Regions from separate parts of the Homo sapiens genome. Here all the other regions are linked to region 3. Evidence: chromatin contacts called from ENCODE Hi-C or POLR2A ChIA-PET data. All regions are on one chromosome and are shown on one strand. Each heading gives the region's core, a stretch centred on a gene start or an enhancer-like site at or near the end of the contact. The rest is flanking DNA. Distances are from core to core; before and after follow the strand shown. Region 1 overlaps EPAS1 (endothelial PAS domain protein 1). Region 2 overlaps ATP6V1E2 (ATPase H+ transporting V1 subunit E2). Region 3 overlaps PRKCE (protein kinase C epsilon).

Evidence for each region. Hi-C counts contacts between places; a loop is a spot of excess contacts on that map. ChIA-PET counts read pairs that join two places held with the same protein, here RNA polymerase II (POLR2A). Pooled maps may share reads with other maps.
Region 1: a pooled map shows a loop between it and region 3 (4-fold over the local background). The contact joins two enhancer-like sites. A Hi-C loop is called at or near these places in 1 of 168 maps with a recorded cell type or tissue (chondrocyte) and 4 of 50 pooled maps. POLR2A ChIA-PET finds 5 or more read pairs at or near these places in 1 of 52 experiments (activated T-cell).
Region 2: a loop to region 3 is called in a pooled map, with 2.4 times the contacts of the local background. The contact joins two enhancer-like sites. A Hi-C loop is called at or near these places in 1 of 168 maps with a recorded cell type or tissue (mammary epithelial cell) and 2 of 50 pooled maps. POLR2A ChIA-PET finds 5 or more read pairs at or near these places in 2 of 52 experiments (GM12878 and HEK293).

The regions. Positions count from the first base shown.
Region 1 is chr2:46,334,074-46,337,764 of GRCh38, reverse strand. All of the region lies in intron 1 of EPAS1 (endothelial PAS domain protein 1), which reads right to left. Among named protein-coding and RNA genes, the nearest start is that of EPAS1, 39 kb to the right of the region's middle. Within about 2 kb of position 2,289, at least 25 of the 41 ENCODE cell types and tissues checked have a DNase peak (open chromatin) inside an H3K27ac peak, as active enhancers do.
Region 2 is chr2:46,533,921-46,537,591 of GRCh38, reverse strand. It overlaps ATP6V1E2 (ATPase H+ transporting V1 subunit E2), which reads left to right. Exons shown (of 5, transcript NM_001318063.2): 3 at 889-981; 4 at 1,665-1,779. Among named protein-coding and RNA genes, the nearest start is that of RHOQ, 6.7 kb to the left of the region's middle. Within about 2 kb of position 2,036, at least 7 of the 41 ENCODE cell types and tissues checked have a DNase peak (open chromatin) inside an H3K27ac peak, as active enhancers do.
Region 3 is chr2:46,061,510-46,064,951 of GRCh38, reverse strand. The region is part of intron 10 of PRKCE (protein kinase C epsilon); the gene reads right to left. Among named protein-coding and RNA genes, the nearest start is that of EPAS1, 230 kb to the left of the region's middle. Within about 2 kb of position 1,373, at least 6 of the 41 ENCODE cell types and tissues checked have a DNase peak (open chromatin) inside an H3K27ac peak, as active enhancers do.

The DNA of each region.
Region 1 (3,691 bases), core at 1,040-3,539, 270 kb before region 3:
AAGGTATTTCCCCACACCCAGGCTGTTACCAGATCTGATTTAGATTTTTTTCCTTAGGGCTTCTACCCATCAGCAGCCTTCTTCCTTTGGATCTCACAAGCTTCCAACAACACCATCTGTGGTTTGGCTCAAACCCTTCTGCCTGTGCTGCCATCCTGTTCCTACAACACTGCCTTCAGCTAAGAAAATTGACAAAGAAATTGCACGGCGGTTGAATCAAGAAGAAAAGGCCTGAGATGTAAAACGGATTCCTCGGCATGAAGCAAACTCCGTGGGGCAAGTGGGGAGCAGTTTCCCGCCCCACTTCAGTCTCTAGGGGGGACTTAGCTACTGCTGCTGCCCCTCCCACTCCCTGCCTGGAATATACTCTCTCCATCTCCCAGGCCTGTCTGAATTAGGCTCATATTTCAAGATCTCCCATGCATCCGTTTCCCTAGGAAAGCCTCACCTGCACTGACTTCTCCTCCAAGTCCCATTTCAGAGGTTACACACGCACGATTTGGCCCTGTGTTGCTCTCCTTGATTTCACTTCTGTGGCTTCTGTCTCCCTAACTAGACCACATACTCTTCAGGGAAAGAACCCCACACCTGTTCTTTTGGTGTCCTCTAAAGCATCAGTAGTACAAAGTGGTACAAACTGGAGACATCGGATAAAAACCACGTCAATGACTTCAGTTCTGTGGATTCCTCAAAGCTGCTCACTGTTCTAGATCTTTCCTAAGAATTCTAACCCGGCTCTTAATTAGAATAGACGGTTTCCATCTGGGAAGAGTCACCCTGCGGACACTCAAGGTGTGTGTGTCTGTTGGTGTTTTGTCACCTCTGTGAATCAAATCTGGGGTCTGAACTAGTGCTGCTGACAGCTGCCTGTGGAGTCACCCAGAGCAGCACTTCCCAACCTTTGCTGTGGCCAGGAATCACCCAGGGATCTTGTTACAGTGCAGGCTCAGTAGGATCTGGGCTGAAGCCTGGGATTCTGCCTTCCTAACAACCCTCAGAGGATGCTGATTCTACTAGTCTGTGACCTCACACTTTGAGTAGAAAGAGACCCAGGAACACGTGCGATCTTGAGACTGAAGATGCCATCTGGCAGGGTTAGTGCTGCCTGCTGCCATCCTAATCTGAGGCACGTAAAGTCCAACAAGTCCAATCTTCTCTCTGGCCAGGAAGAATCCTGTTCTCTTTGTAGCTTTCTTTATGGGATTTTACTAAGCCCTACATTAATGTCCCTCTCCTCCTTCAAGTCTTCCCTACCTGTATCATTTTATTCCTTCCTATTTCTTCAAAACCCACCCCTTAGGACCAGCCCAAGCCCTACTTCTTCCAGCAGTGTCCCTGGCCCCTTAGCAACATTCTCCAGGGTACTTCCTGCCCACACTACTCATAGGCCCTTATTAAAGGCCTCCCTGTCTTGGTGGCTTTTCTATGCAAACGTTCTACTCCTATAACTGTGCTGTAAGTACCAGGGGAAGGGCACAGACACAACATCTTCCACTTTCGTGTATCCTTCAGTGGAACCTGGGCTAGGGCAGACAAACTGGGTAAATATTTGCTGATTGTGAAAGACAATCAAAAATGCCCTTTGCTCTTTTCCTTTCCCTCTCAAGGAGGAAAGAAAAAGTGATCCCAGCTGCCTTGGCCTCCATCCCCAGCCCAGCCTTGCTCCTCTCCCAGGCGCTGCAGCTGGGGCGGCTTAGATTTTATTTCGCTCTCTGCAGCTCCTCTTCCCTTCAGTGAAGAGTTAAAGCATCGGGAAGGCTCCTTCCCACTTGGAAATCTCCATTTCCTCCTGCAGCGTGAACAAGAGAACTCTATGGACAGAGGCCGAGTGAGCCAACTGCGCAGGGAGTGAACTCACTCTGAATGGGGCTGTTCTAACACCCGCCAAGTCAAGTCATTAAGATGCCATCCCCGAGGTGCAGCCCCCAGCGTCACCTCTGGATATCCATATCCTCAAGCCCGCCGGCAGAAAGGATGAATGGTGAGCACAGAGCTGGTGAAAGCAAGCTCTTTCATGAGCAGGGCGTGAGAGGACCTCTCCGGCTCCTCTTAAGGTGGGGGTGGGGCGCTTCGGAGTAGAAGTCGTTCCTCCTCTCTCCCACTGCCTCCTCTACCACACCGAACTAAAATTAACCCTCAAATTTACAGGGAGTTACCCAAAAGATTGCTCCACAAAAGGCAACCAAGAAGGGGGCTGGGTAATAACATTAGAAAAAATATCTGCAATGCCAAAAATAATCACTGTGTCATGAGAAAACAGAGCTGGACTGCCTCAGAGGCCAGCACTGGGTATATACAGGAAGGAGGGGGCAGAAATTCCCCTGGCAGTGTCGTCAAACATTCTGGATGGAAAAAGGCGGGTGGGGGGCGGGGGTGCACATAACCGGGACAGACAGTTGTCAGAACTCTTTTCAAGTACAGAATATGATTTTAAGGGTCAGTTCTCTCTTCTTTATTTCAGACACTTTAATTTCAAAGAAAACATTTGTTTAGACTTTTAATCAGGACTGATGCTTGATCACATGCTAATAGTGAAATATCCTAGGATCTGCCTTACTAATCCCAACATGTTGCCAGAACTTCTGGTTCCTGGAATTTAAAGTATTTCAAAACAGCAAGAGAAGGGGGAGAAAGCACGGGATCCCTCACTCTCCTACCCCCATCCTCATAACCCCTTCTCCCCTCCCTATTAAAAAAAGGAAAGCAAAGAAAGAGGAAAAGTGAAAGAGGAGAGAGCTGGTAGAGAATCTGTCCTGGGCTTCCTTTATAAAGAATCCTGATCTGAGGCCTGTTCACATGGTCACATGTCTAGTATTGTGGGATCTGATTCATGCCACAGCGCGAACACTTGCTTTCCCCCAATTCTGCCCTCTCTTGCTCTGATGAGAAGTGAGATGTCTGCGCACATTTCCATTCCTTTGTAAAGAAGTCATCAAAAGCCACAGGAAATGCTAAAAGTCTTTTCCAAATTTATTATCATGCTCTCAAATAACATTGAGCAATTTGGGAAATAAAACTGTATTTTTCCCCCAGCAATGGCTTATTCCCTCTGCTCATTCAATATATATTAATGATTCTCTCTTCCTACGATGGGGCTGTGAGCAGTAGAATGAAATGTGGAACAACTATGCCTGACCTCAGGGAGCTTGCAGAGAGGTGAAGAGCCAAGTCCTGAAGAATGGGCTGAACAGTCAGGGCTGTAGGAGTTTGGGAGGAGAAAGCCTGCAAGGCTGGAGAAGACAGGGAGAACTCTGCTGGAGGTTGGCTTTGAAAGAAGAGCAGGATACAGGGAGGCAATCAGGATGGCAGAGGGATGACAAAGACACACTGGGAATGGGCAGAGGTGCCAGTGGTCGGGAGACAGGCTAGAGAACAGGGAGCAAGGCATTGAGAATCTGGGTGGGGAGAACGCATTCATTAAACAGACCTTGTTGAGTATCCATAAGGTGCCAAGCACACGAAAGGGCTTTAAACAAAAGGACAGGTAGCTAAAGTCAGATGCCCGGATAATTGCCTAGCCTGTTGTCTGATTAGTGGCTGAGGTGCCAGGTGGTGGGCAGTGCCAGAACCCAACCTCCATGCTCCTCCTGCTGGTCATGCTTTGGCCCTGCTGGACAGCAAGTGTGAGAACCCCTCTTTTCTTGGCACCAAAGCCAAGGAAAATGAAACCCTCTGTTGGAAGCTCTAAATA
Region 2 (3,671 bases), core at 787-3,286, 470 kb before region 3:
CTGCACATCTCTCAGTTTTTCTTCTTCTCTATGAGTCAACTTTCTACTCAGCATACCTTCTTTCCTGGAAGCAAAATGGTTGCACCAAGTCCAGGCATCACCATCCATATACCATGTTTTCCAGAAGGAAAGAGAGCTTCTCTTGACCCACTCATTGAACAAAGTCTTGAACTTCTTCTGATTAGCTCAACTTAGTTCATCCCTGAACCAGTCATGGTGGGTAGTAAACTGTCAGGTGACTGTTGCCTTAGGCCTGGGCTACTGTCCATCCCTAAAACCATCACTATGGCAAGGAGTTGGGACTATCCTAATTGGGCATATCAGCCCTGCCCCCACAGGGGCTGGGGTTTCACACCTACCCAGGTTCTGTGGTTTCTGCACAGTGGGTGACAAGTCTGGGGGAATGCATGCTGAGGAGGCAACCAGCAATATACATCTACATTATTGCCTAAGGGTCAACGTTCCTAGGCCTTCCCCTGGCTACACTGGAAATAAAGAATTTTAGGAGAGGCCAGGCAAAGTGGCTTATACCTGTAATCCCAGCACTTTGGGAGGCCGAGATGGGAGGATCAGTTGAGGTCAGGAGTTTGAGACCAGCCTGGCCAACATGGTGAAACCCCATCTCCGCTAAAAATACAAAAATTAGCCAGGCGTGGTGGCGGGTGCCTGTAATCCCAGCTACTCGGGAGGCTGAGGCAGGAGAATCACTTGAAACGGGAGGCAGAGGTTGCAATGAGCTGAGATGGTGCCACTGCACTCCAGGCTGGGCGCCAGAGCAAGACACTGTCTCAAAAAAAAAAAAAAGAAGTTTAGGAGAGAGGCAAATGTTAAGAGGAGAGGAAGATGAGATGGCTCCAAATCTAATCTGTGATTTGTTCCAAATTTCAGGTGGATTGTCAATACAGGAGTCCATACTGACTGAATCCCTAATTTTGGCCTGTATTCTTCTCCCTCTGTGAACCATCTTCTTAGAAGTCACTGGTAAGGAGATAAAATGATGGGCATTCTTTAACACTGGTGCTGCCCTGCTGTTATGTTATGCTTCTTCCCACCACAATGCCCAGAATCCTCACACTGCAGCCTCTTCACTCCCCAGGGTGCCTGTTGGCCTTCCCTGCAGCATCCTGCCACATGCCCTACCTACCCCTATCCCTATTTTTCTCCCTGCCACTAAAACCTCCCATTGGCACCCTCTTCTCTTTGCACTCCAGTGTAGGTACACTGCAATGAGTTAAACACCACAGCAATTTCTTAAAGGTCACTGGTTCCTAATGATCACGCTGATAAATAAATCCAGTAGGATTGGTTTGCCTGGTTTTCATTCCCAGTTAGAATGTACATAGATCTCTTTTTCTAGTTGATTACATACCAGAAACTCAGAAGAATGGCCCAGCCTCTGAGAACTTCGGCTCAAGCGCTCTTAATGTTTTGCCATTTTCATTTCTAACTGTTTTCTGCTGCAACCTAAGGTCAGGAGACTAGTCATTGTGACTGATGGCATCACCACCCATTGCTGAACTATAGGAAAGGACATTTCCTTAGAGGTTGCTGGTATGGAATACTCATATGATTTAGGAGTGGTCTCCTCTCATAGGCTCCAAAGGAGGCTAGATCACAGATCCCTCCTCCAAAAATGAAATTAATGATTTTATTTTATGTTTCAGAACCAAGAGTGCCAGAAAACCATCCCAAGACTCACACAGAGTTGTTCTTCCATAGTGGATGTTTTGGCCACTGGACATCAGAACCACATTTTGGGTTTGAAGAATCTTCTACATGGTGAGCCTTGGTGGGAAGAAAAGAATATCCCTTCCTTATAGAAGCTGAAATTACAGACTCTTGCTTTCCTTGTCAGACTTAAAAGCTAGTGTAGCCAGAGTTAAATACAGGGCACATTGTCTCTGGAGGCTGCAGCTTTAGTGGTGGGTACACAGTTCAGTTCCTGACCCAGGAAGTGGCACATCAGGGCAGGCAGTGGTGTTGGTTGTGGTATAATTGAGTTCCTGGTTCAGAAGTGACAACTGTACACATGAGTTGTCTAGGGTTTGGTGAAAGCAATGGTATTGAAAGTGGTTTTCTCATCAAATTAGTTCCTGAGTCATGTGTCGGACACTGTTTCTATCTTGAGCAGCTTCTCTAGCCTTTCTAAATCCTGTGACCTGCCTGTGATCCTTTTAAGATTTCTTTCTGTTTAATCAGCCACAAACAGCTTCTGTTGCTTGCAACCCAGGCTCCTGAGAAGAGACTGGAGAAGCAGATCACTTTATTAATGTGCTTCATGTAGAGGGAGTAGAGATTTCCACCTCTACCATACCCAAATAACTGGTATTGGCTGTACCTTTCTAATGTGAGCAACTTTAAAATTGAACAGAATATATGAAACCTCTCTTTTCAGACATTGAACAGCATGTAGCACAGCACCGTGATTCCTGAAAGTAGGGAACAAATGGGGCAAACCCTATCACTCTAACTTTCTGCTGAAAAATGCTGTCTAAATTGCAGCACAATGAGGGGGAACCCAAGCAGAGCATAGTGGTCTTGCTGAGTTGAGGAGATAGTTGAGCAGACTTTTCAAGGCAGAGTATCAGAAAGGAGAGAATATAACAGCAAAACAGGCTCCTGGAATCCCTGTGAATCTGTTGCTGAATACTAAGCTGCACATGCATAAGGTGAAACTTCACAGTGCGATGCAAAGAACTACTGCGGAGCTGTGAGCTGATTGGTTCCCAGGGCTCACTGGGCAATGTTTGAGTTTCAACTCGCCAATGTGAAGAAACCTTGCTGACTGTCCAGGGAATTCAGTAGAAATCCCAAAAGGGTAAGGCATTAGGAGAAGGGCTAACTAAGCCGAAAAGTGAGGTAACTCTAGACTTCCTCCAACAAGGTTTAGAAAGCAGCCTCAAAAAGAGGAAGTTCATCCGCTACTACCGTAACTGCCAGCCAAAACAAATTTTACCATTTTTAAAACAACAAAATACAGACATTTAACAACATTAAATTCAGAATGTTAAAAATACTAGATATGCAAATAAGTAGGCAAATAGAACCCAAAATCAGGAGAAAAATCATTTAATAGAAACAAACCCCAAAATGACAGAGATAATAACGTTAGCAGACAAGGACTTAAAAAATTAAAATAAAACAAGGATTTAAAGGAAAACATGAACATAGTGAAGAAAAAACTGGAAGATATAGAAAATAACCAAATGGAACTTCTGGAGCTAAAAAATACAACACCTGTAATGAATAATTCAGTGGCTGAACTTAACAGTAGGTTAGACATTGTGGAATGAAATATCTGTGACACTGAAGACATAGCAATAGAAACTGTCCCAATTAAAGCAGAGAGAAAGGAAACAAAAGAAACACAGAAACACAGAGCCTCAGTCACCTTAAGATGATATTAAAAACTGGAGTCCTCGAAAAGGATTAACGGTGATGATTTGAAGGCCAAAAACAAGTCCCAAATTTCATGAAAATTGTAAACGTATAGCGCCAAGAAGCTCAACAAATCCAAAGTAGGAGAAAAACAAAGCAAACCATATCAAGCGAGGCACTTTGTAATTAAATCACTGAAAACCAGTAATAAGTAGAAAAAAATTAAAAGCAGAAAGAGAAAAAAAGACACATTTTATACAGGGAACAAAGACAGATATAATTGCAGACTTCTC
Region 3 (3,442 bases), core at 124-2,623:
CACATCTACAGAAAGCTTGGGCTTGGTGTTGGCAACAATGGGGCCTCCCCTTTCCCACTGCCCCAGTCCTTTTCTCCCCACACCCACATGAAAGGACGATACATTCCACAGGCCATGGATGAGCATCAAGTAGCAAAATTCTATAAGACTAAGAATCCCCCAGAAAGAGCCCAAGAGAATTACCAAAAAAACTTCTGTAATTTTGCCTCCAGTCCTAGTTTATTATATGTTACCAGTTTTAGGCCAATGAGGCATTTTCCAACTTCCCTAGTTCGTACTGTCACCAAAATCAGAGTCTAACTATGCTTAGAAAATGCTTCTTTGTATCTCCCTAATTCTTCTTCTATCTAATCTACAAAGGAGATAATATTCAGTCAGACTCTGCTTCTGGTGCAAGCTGCTGATGAAAATCTAAATCCCTCATGCTATGATTTAAGCAGTTATTGCCAAGACTGTCCTTTCTATTACCATCTAATATCATTTATTAAAGAAACCATTAGTGCAAGGAAATCTGATTAATTTGGGATTGCCAATTACTGAGAAGTGAATCATTAACAAATTCATATGAACTTCATTTGCAAATAGAGAACTTTTGAGTGTCGAAGGAGAACGACTATATTTTTAAGGGCAGTTAACAATTTTCTTTTTCTTTTTTTTTTTTTTTTTTTTTTGAGACAGAGTCTCACTCTGTCACCCAGGTGGAATGCAGTGGTATGATCTTGGCTCACTTCAACCTCCACCTCCCAGGTTCAAGCGATTCTCCTGCCTCAGCCTCCTGAGTAGCTGGGATTACAGGCACGTGTCACCATGCCTGGCTAATTTTTGTATTTTTAGTAGATACAGGGTTTCACCATGTTGGCCAGGCTGGTCTTGAACTCCTGACCTCAAGTGATCCGCCCACCTCGGCCTCCCAAAGTGCTGGGATTACAGGTGTGAGCCACTGTGCCCGACCAGTTAACCATTTTCATAGACAGTAAAATACTGTTAGCAAATGAAAGATGTGAGGCCTAACACCTGATGATAGTCAACAACTCTTCGGGCTCAGAGAGGACTGGAATTCTGTGAAGTCATTAGAAATGAATACTCCACCCTTCTCTCAGGTTATTGAATAATCTGTATCTTAAATGACTTTGATAGGAAAATGCTACTCCAATTTAGCCAGAAGAGGAGTCGCTGGTAAGGAGTTGCTGGTAAGGATTTTTACCCCAGAAGGAAGTGGCGATTGGTCTAGCAAAACACTGTAAATCTTTTCCTGCCCCTTGCAAGATGGTCACAGTTGCGGAATTCTCTGCCCTGGGAGCATGCTTGACTTCCATTTTCAAATACAAGGGAAAACAAACAAACTCGAGCTGCTTCACAGAGCCTCAAATAGCTTTTTCCAAAGATGGGCGCCATCCCCCATCAGGTGGGTTTTTGAGGGCCCAGACCACAGAAACCATCTGGGAGTCTGTGCTCAAAAGTTCAGAACAATCCAGAAATTATTTCAGCTGTTTTCATTTTATAAATAAAACAAAAACACCAAGTAGGAACAAACAAACACATGCTTCCATGCGTCTATTTTTAAAAGAAAAGACAGCTCCGCCCCGACTTTTTTTTTTTTTTTCTGTTCAACTTCAGGCTCTTACACATAAAAGTATAACACAATGCTGGAAACTGAAGCAGTTCCAAATTTTCTCCTCCTAGAATATCACCTAGCTATCTAAGCCTAAAGCATTTTAGGTCCTTTGTCTCCTCTTTCTGGCCCTGGATCAACGGAACATAATAACCAGTTGCTATTTCATCAACATCCCCAGGGTCCAACCTTGGCCCACTCAGCTCTGCCTTTCCAACAATCATCGCCCTCTCGTGGCAAAAGCTGTTAACTGCAAGCTACTTAGCAAGTTGACTGCAGATGGAGAATAAAATGATCAGCTTGCCCACTCTGCTTTCTTTCGTGATTTCTAAGAATGCACTTAAAATGAGAAAACTGGAAGATTTGTATGTAATTGATTTAAGTGTAGGAAAACCTACATTAATAAGCTGAGGCCGGGCGCAGTGGCCCATGCCTGTAATCCCAGCATTTTGGGAAGCTGAGGTGGGAGGATCACTTGAGCCCAGGAGTTTGAGACCAGCCTGGCCAACATAGCGAAACAACGTCTCCACTGTAACTACTCAGGAGGCTGAGGCAGGAGAATCGCTTGAACCCCGGAGGCGGAGGTTGCAGTGAGCTGAGATGGTGCCACTGCACTCCAGCCTGGGCCACTGAGCGAGACCATCTCAAAAAAAAAAAAAAAAAAAAAAAAAGGCTGAGCTTTTATACCCTTCAACTCCTACTTAAAAGAATATTGGGGGTGAAGTGGGGGAGGGTTGGTCAATGCATAAACACAGAAAGCAGATTGTTACTGCATTGCAAAGAGCCCCTTAGGTATCACTCTGTCGAACTCTCCTATTTACCTATTAGTCTTCATAGTTTGTGTCTAGTCCTAATCCCCGGGGATGGTTTTAGAATCACAAAAGAGTGTTCTTGGCACACTGGGCTTCTCATGGCTTCCTAAGGGGCACACTTTGAAAGAGAGTCTGACTAATTTGAGTAGGACATATCTGCCCAGGGAGCACCCACAGGGATGACCTGTCACCAGAACACACAAACGACCTCATGCACCGGGCCAGATTTTGTTTCTGAAAGGCTAAAACCCTATCCTCAACAAAAGAGTAGGGGACATGTCTATCGTATTCATTCCCATGCCCCCAGCATCTGACACAGGGCTTTATATCCAGCAGGAGGGCAAGAAATACTTAATGTATGCATGAGGCTGGGTGTGGTGGCTCACGCCTGTAATCCCAGCACTTTGGGAGGCTGAAGCAGGTGGATCACCTAAGGTTAGGAGTTTGAGACCAGCCTGACCAACATGGCGAAACCCTGTCTCTACTAAAAGTACAAAATTAGCCGGGCGTGGTGGCACTTGCCTGTAATCCCAGCTACTTGGGAGGCTGACACACTAGGATCTCTTGAACCCGAACCCGGGAGGCGGAGGTTGTAGTGAGCCGAGATTGTGCCACTGCACTCCTCCTGGGCGACAGAACGAGACTGTTGCAAAAAAAAAAAAAAAAAAGAAAAAGAAAAGAAAAGAAAAGAAAAGAAAAGAAATACTTAACGTATGCATGAGTGACAGCGAGATGCTGAATGGGTCTTCAGGAAAGCAAACACCGTGCTCATCTCCAGGGTACTTTGATTTCCAGTCCTGATTTCTCCCAGGAACTAGGGGATTTAAAATGCTACTCCGGGAATCCTTACAGATACCAAGGAGGTGGCTTGGGGGTTGGCCCCCAGCTCACTTCAGTAAAGGGAGGATTCCTCTTTCATAAGTTTATATATTGAGCTTCTCTGCAGGATTCATATTAAGGAAGGATTCTATTACTAAAATAGCCAGAAATGACTGCTCTAGGTCATTGGCCCCAGCAC